Regions from separate parts of the Homo sapiens genome. Here region 1 is linked to region 2. Evidence: chromatin contacts called from ENCODE Hi-C or POLR2A ChIA-PET data. All regions are on one chromosome and are shown on one strand. The core of a region is the stretch at or near the end of the contact, and the rest is flanking DNA. Distances in the headings are between cores, read along the strand shown.

Region 1 (3,068 bases), core at 362-2,861, 67 kb after region 2:
ATAATTATAAGCCCAGGGTTCAAAATAGTAGTTTTGATTATGTTATACAGCCAAATGCTTCCTGTAGAAGCTGCTGTTTTGTCTGAGATCAATAATGTCCTAAGAAACGGCTGAACTAGACCCTCTCGGTCAATCCATCATCAGGACTTGTGATGGAGGGGACTTAGAGTTAACAGTGATTCTGACAGTATCATTTCCCAAAGTACTTGGGAATCAGGAATACATATAGTTTCTCAAGCATACTTGATCCATAAGCATCTGAAATACATTTAAACTTGGTTCCGCAAAGCAAGTCATGGCATAGGAAGGGTGACAATGGCCTTGCCATGCAGGTGGCCCTTCACTGTATGTTGAGTTCTGTGGCTTTTTGAGGGCAGCTCTTGAGCTCTGCCAGATAATGTTGTCATGCAGTCTGTACAGTGGCACCACCATGCCTGCTGTTTTCTCATCTTCCAGTAGGTCCACCAATACTGAGGCTTCCCTTACAACTGTGACATTAAAACCAATTTAAACCAGCTAGGACTATTTGAGAGAAGTTCATTTAGGTCTGAAATATTAAACTAAAATAACTTTAGCTCATCCTTAAGAGCCAATCCTAGGGTTGCTGTTATTTAATGAATAATTACTTTTGAAGAGGTTTTGTAGACTATATTGCTGAAATCTTTCCTCAAGGAGAGTAGTCACTAATTCTGAAATGAATGAATTAGAAAACAGTCAATGCCCAAATCTCCAAATGGCCTTATTGCTTTCTCCCACTGAGCACCTCTGATGAGGCCTCCCTTTGAGGTCTTATCAAATTCTCCCAGATTTCAAGATCTTTCTGAACCACAATTACTCTTGTGTGTCAGTTTTGATATATTTACCATCTGTTGCCTGTTTATAGTGAATACATGCATGTAGTACTATGTATATACAGTGTGTGACTACTTTACAACTGATTTGGTCAAATGGGAATCAAATGAAGGTGAAATTTTATTCAAGGATATATGTTTAATTTAAATCATTTTGCTTATGACATAATCATTGTAGGTTGATTAAATAAAATGATTAACCTACTTAAGAAAAAGCTTGTTCATTACTTAAATCTCAATGACATCAATTTCATTTAATAAAAGTTTTTCATTTATTTACAGGACTGAAATAAAACCCTGGTAAAACTAGATTTTAAGACTCAAAGCAGTGTAGGCCATTCCTATTATACAGCTGATAATGTGGAGAAAAATCAGATCTTTAAGTACTTCATATATATATATATATATATATATATATATATATATATATATAAAATGAGGTGAACATTATAATTTTGCAATATGAATTGGCACTGGCACAGAAGTGATTTAAACAACCGGCTTTACAAATAAGGAGACTCTCATGTGTTTAATGATTTCTTTTTTAAAAAAATGAGAATAAGGGCTAAATGTAAAATTTAGGGGCTTTTGCTAAGTTGGTTTCATTTTAATCTTTCCCTTTACCAAAATAAACTAGTACAAAGAAATGCAAATATTTGAGTATGTGCTAAAATAAACATTGCATCAATCATGTTTGAGGAGGTACAGAGGTAAGGAGGTCAACCGCCTGACTGGAAATGATGGGTGGGGACATGATAGGGAAAATACAAGAAGGGACCTTCACGGCCAAAACCTCAGGGCTCCGCTCTCCTGAAATCAACCATATGGGAGCCTCAAAGTTCAGAAATCACTGCCAACAGACTCCTAGCCTAGGAGGAAAAACTGAGCTTGAAGCTCAGTTGCTGCTCACAGTAGCCCCCAAAGGGTCCCAGTTAACCCCTCATTTATTAGTCTAACAATTTTATTATCTTAGCTAATTTACATATTGTATTTTATGATTGTATGTTGCTCTTCAAGCTATTATTTTTAAACTCAATTTTATTTTCTTTAATCTTCAGTTTCTAGTTTTCATCGTTGGCTCTCTAACGTTTATCATTTGTTATTAATTCTTGGCTTTTACTTTGCCATTTTATAGTGCTCATTTTATACCACTTTATCTTACTGTTTATGTTATCTTGGTTATTTTATCATCTTCTTTAAGATGTTACCCAACTTTTATAACTGGCAAGCAGAAATATTGGCTAAAGGCAGGCATCTGGGAGGTCAGTCCAGGCCCCAAGCAAGAAGAGGTGGAAGATGTTCTTTCTTCCTAGGGGTTTTACAACATCTCTTCCAGATCTCCACAACTGATTCCTAAATTCCCTTCCTAGACACATCATTTCATTGTGAAATCAGTTTGAAAGAAGGATGTGACCACTATCATGGACCCTTTACACTAGGTAACCCTATCAACACACCAGCCCCAGATATGGCCGCAGCATAAGGCTAACATCCATAGCACACATTAAGAGCTTAATTATTGTGGTTACCTTCTCTCATGAATTAGCCAATCCATTTAATGAAACTGGGGAAAACTTCATGATGTCTATCCTATAAAATTGTTGAAATCTAGGTAAACTCTGGGAACAAACTGCACTTTACCAGAAGAAAAGAGGTCACAATCATTGGGAGGAGAAGGAAGTCCAATTCAAGGAGAGAAACTGGCCGACATTCTCCAGGCTTAGTCTTTTGTTTTCCTCTATAATGAAATGGTTTCATTCTTTTTCTCTTGCTACTTAAATAACAATCTTTTGGAAAACTCAAATGACATAAAATTCTAAGAAAGAAAGTAAAAACATGATATCCCACCCCCCGAGATACCACGTTTAAATAATCACCATTAACATTTTAGCACCCATCATTTCATGTAGTTCCCTGTGTACAAATACCCACAGGCATATGTCCTTTTAGATTTAGGCACATGTCATTTAGATAAACAAACTAGTTGATGAACTTCCATGTACAGACATATGTACACATACAAAGATACACATATGTATTAGTAAGGAATGGCTAGCAGTGATGCCACTATAATGCCCAAAAATAAATATTATCTTTTTAGGTCAGCTGTATTTATGCTCAAAGTTATCTTTACTCCTATATTCTGGCTGAGGAAGAGGTTGTTGCACTTGTAATGGCAAAAGGAAAAAGAATATGGTGACACTACTTCACTGAGAC
Region 2 (3,233 bases), core at 122-2,621:
AAAAGACTGACATTTCCTTTGCCATTGTTTCTTTCTTTAATGCTCCCTAGTGCCCCATATTCCTACAGGAAACAGCTCCCCATTCCTTCCTCTTAATGGACATCAAAAGGCTTAGAAGCTATTTGTACATACACCATATGTGCATTGTAGAGACTGAAATCAAATCTTATTTCAAGTTCCCAAGTGGGAATTATGGAGGGGACTTGTCAGGGTTACTCCAGGAAATGAAGGTGAAGGTTATCACATTTATTTTCCATATCCAGAAAAATCTCATGTAGCCTATCTCCAATAAGAGATTTGTCTTTCAAAGTTAACTCTATATTTCCCAGAGAGAGTTCATTATGTTTCTTCAAATGCCTTCACACTACAGGAACTTGAGGGTGGAAGAGGAGGATGGAAATTAGCAGGTATAAATGAAAAACATTTATTCATGTAGTCCTACTTCAAATAGTGTTGCTATTCTAATCTGGGATTCTGGCCTCACTCTTTACCATAGCATTTGTTCTTTTCTAAATCTCATTTTCTCATTTTCCCTAAGTTGGTAGCAAAAACAAATTTGGCCATACAAAGCTCAATAGTAATACTGGCTCACAAGTAGAAAAATGTGTATCTTCTTGTCCTTTATATGGTTTCATTTACCTATGTGGGGGGTGTGTGGAAAGAGTGGGGTAGAGGGATTCTAATAAGTCTACAACTTTATTTATTCTACCTTGTTTGAGAAGTCGTTCTTTAAGACTTTAGGTGAAAAGTGTTTGATATCCTCTTTCTGCTTACTTGTCTATGACTCAAAAATATAGTAAGGGAAGAGAAATGTGTATTCCTGGTAATTCTGTCTGTGAGGTCCATTTGAATCCATATTTATGGGGGTTCACTGGTGACAAGAAAGTTTGATCCTGATGAAATCAAATCTAACTAAGAAATCTCAATGTTTTTGGTCAATGTAAGTAAATTTATGTCATTGTTTTCCAAAGTGTATTTCATAAAACACTAGTTCAGAGGCATTATTAATAGGTATCACACAAAAACTAGCTAGTCTCATTTTTTCAGATGTCCAAGAATTACTTGTGAACATACTCCAGTAAGTAAAATATGAATCCAGATAAGAGAGATAAAAACAAGAAAAAATGTTGAGTGAGAAACCAGTAAAACTAATAACCTTCTTAATTGTTAAGAGGCCATGCAGCCTAATGCCTGAGTTTAAGAAAGGATCTTTTAGAAAGGAGGGTGTATTAGTCTGGACTCATGTTGATAATAAAGACATACCCAAGACTGGGTAACTTATAAAGGAAAGAGGTTTAATTGACTCACAATTCCACATGGCTGAGGGGGCCCCACAATCATGGCAGAAGGCAAATGAGGAGCAAAGTCATATCTTACATGGCTGCAGGCAAGAGAGCATGGGCAGGGGAACTCCCTTTTACAAAACCATCAGCTCTAGCAAGACTTATTCACTATCATGAGAACAGCACAGGAAAACCCCACCCCTGTGATTCAATTACCTCCTGCTGGGTTCCTCCCATGACATGGGGGGATTATTACAATTCAAGGTGAGATTTTGGTGGGGACACAAAGCCAAATCATATCATTCCACCCCTGGCCCCTTCCAAATCTCATGTCCTCACATTTCAAAACCAATAGTGCCTTACCAACAGTCCCCCAAATTCTTAATTCATTTCAGCATTAACTCAAAGGTCCATAGTCCAAAATCTTATCTAAGACAAGGCAAGTTCCTTCCGCCTATGAGCCTATAAAATCAAAAGCAAGTTAGTTATTTGCTAGATACAATGGGGGTAAAGGCATTAGATAAATATAGCTGTTCCAAATAGGAGAAATTGGCCAAAACAAAGGGGTTACAGGCCCCATGCAGGTCTGAAATTCCTGCAGGGCAGTCAAATCTTAAACCTCCAAAATGATCTCCTTTGACTCCATGTCTCACATCCAGGTCACAATGATGCAAGAGGTGGGTTCCGACGGCCTTGGGCAGCTCCGCCCCTATGGATTTGCAAGGTACAGTTCCCTTCCCAGGTGTTTTCACAGGCTGGTGTTGCCTGAGGCTTTTCCAGACACACAGCACAAGCTGTCAGTTGATCTACCATTTTGGTGTCTGGAGGACAGTGGCCCCTCTTCTCACAGCTCCACTGGGCAGTACCCCAGTGGGGACTCTGTGTAGGGGCTCCAACCCCACATTTCCCTTTTGTACCGCCCTAGCAGAGGATCTCCATGAGGGCTCCGTGCCTGCAGTAAACTTTTTCCTGGATATCCAGGTGTTTTCATATATCTTCTGAAATCTAGGCAGAGGTTCCCAAACCTCAATTATTGACTTCTGTGTACTCATAGGCTCAATACCATGTGGAAGCTGCCAAGACTTGGGGCTTGCACCCTCCAAAAGCATGGCCTGAACTGTACCTTGGCCCCTTTTAGCCACAGCTGGAGCAGCTGGGAGGCAGGGCACTAAGTCCCTATGCTCACACAGCAGGGAGGCCATGGGCCTGGTGCAGGAAACCATCCCCCACCCCCACCCCCTGCCCGTGGGCCTGTGATGGGAGGGGCTGCCACAAAGGTCTCTGACATACCCTGGAAACATTTTCCCCATTGTCTTGGTGATTAACATTCAGCTCCTTGTTACTTATGCAAAGTTCTGCAGCAGGCTTGAATTTCTCCCCAGAAAATGGGTTTTTCTTTTCTATCGCATTGTCAGGCTGCAAATTTTCCAAGCTTTTATGCTCTGTTTCCGCTTGAATGCTTTGCCACTTAGAAATTTCTTGTGCCAGATACCCTAAATCATCTCTCTCAAGTTCAAAGTTCCACAGATCTCCAGGGCAGGGGCAAAATGCCTCCAATCTCTTTGGATAGGGAAGAATGACCTTTGCTCTAGTTCCCAACAAGTTCCTCATTTCCATCTGAGAGCACTTCAGCCTGAACTTTATTGTCCATATCACTACCAGCATTTTGGTCAAAGCCATTCAACAAGTCTCTAGGAAGTTCCAAACTTTCCAAAATCTTCCTGTCTTCTGAGCCCTACAGTCTCTAGAAAATTCCAAACTTTCCCACATTTTCCTTTCTTCTCCTGAGCCCTCCAAACTGTTCCAACCTCTGCCTGTTACCCAGTTCCAAAGTCAGTTCCAGATTTTCAGGTAATTTTATAGCAGCACCCCACTCTACCAGTACCAATTTACTGTATTAGTCCATGCTCACACTGCTAATACATACCTGAGACTGGGTAATTTTTAAAG

What was found. Hi-C counts contacts between places; a loop is a spot of excess contacts on that map. ChIA-PET counts read pairs that join two places held with the same protein, here RNA polymerase II (POLR2A). Pooled maps may share reads with other maps.
Region 1: a map of Calu3 shows a loop between it and region 2 (2.4-fold over the local background). The contact joins two enhancer-like sites. A Hi-C loop is called at or near these places in 3 of 168 maps with a recorded cell type or tissue (Calu3, cardiac septum and vagina), 1 of 37 single-sample maps with no recorded cell type and 2 of 50 pooled maps. POLR2A ChIA-PET finds 5 or more read pairs at or near these places in 1 of 52 experiments (MCF 10A).

Annotation. Positions count from the first base shown.
Region 1 is chr7:17,504,705-17,507,772 of GRCh38, forward strand. The region is part of intron 1 of LINC02889 (long intergenic non-protein coding RNA 2889); the gene reads right to left. Among named protein-coding and RNA genes, the nearest start is that of LINC02889, 53 kb to the right of the region's middle. Within about 2 kb of position 1,612, at least 2 of the 41 ENCODE cell types and tissues checked have a DNase peak (open chromatin) inside an H3K27ac peak, as active enhancers do.
Region 2 is chr7:17,437,725-17,440,957 of GRCh38, forward strand. All of the region lies in intron 1 of LINC02888 (long intergenic non-protein coding RNA 2888), which reads left to right. All of the region lies in intron 4 of LOC105375172 (a long non-coding RNA gene), which reads right to left. Among named protein-coding and RNA genes, the nearest start is that of LINC02888, 64 kb to the left of the region's middle. Within about 2 kb of position 1,372, at least 2 of the 41 ENCODE cell types and tissues checked have a DNase peak (open chromatin) inside an H3K27ac peak, as active enhancers do.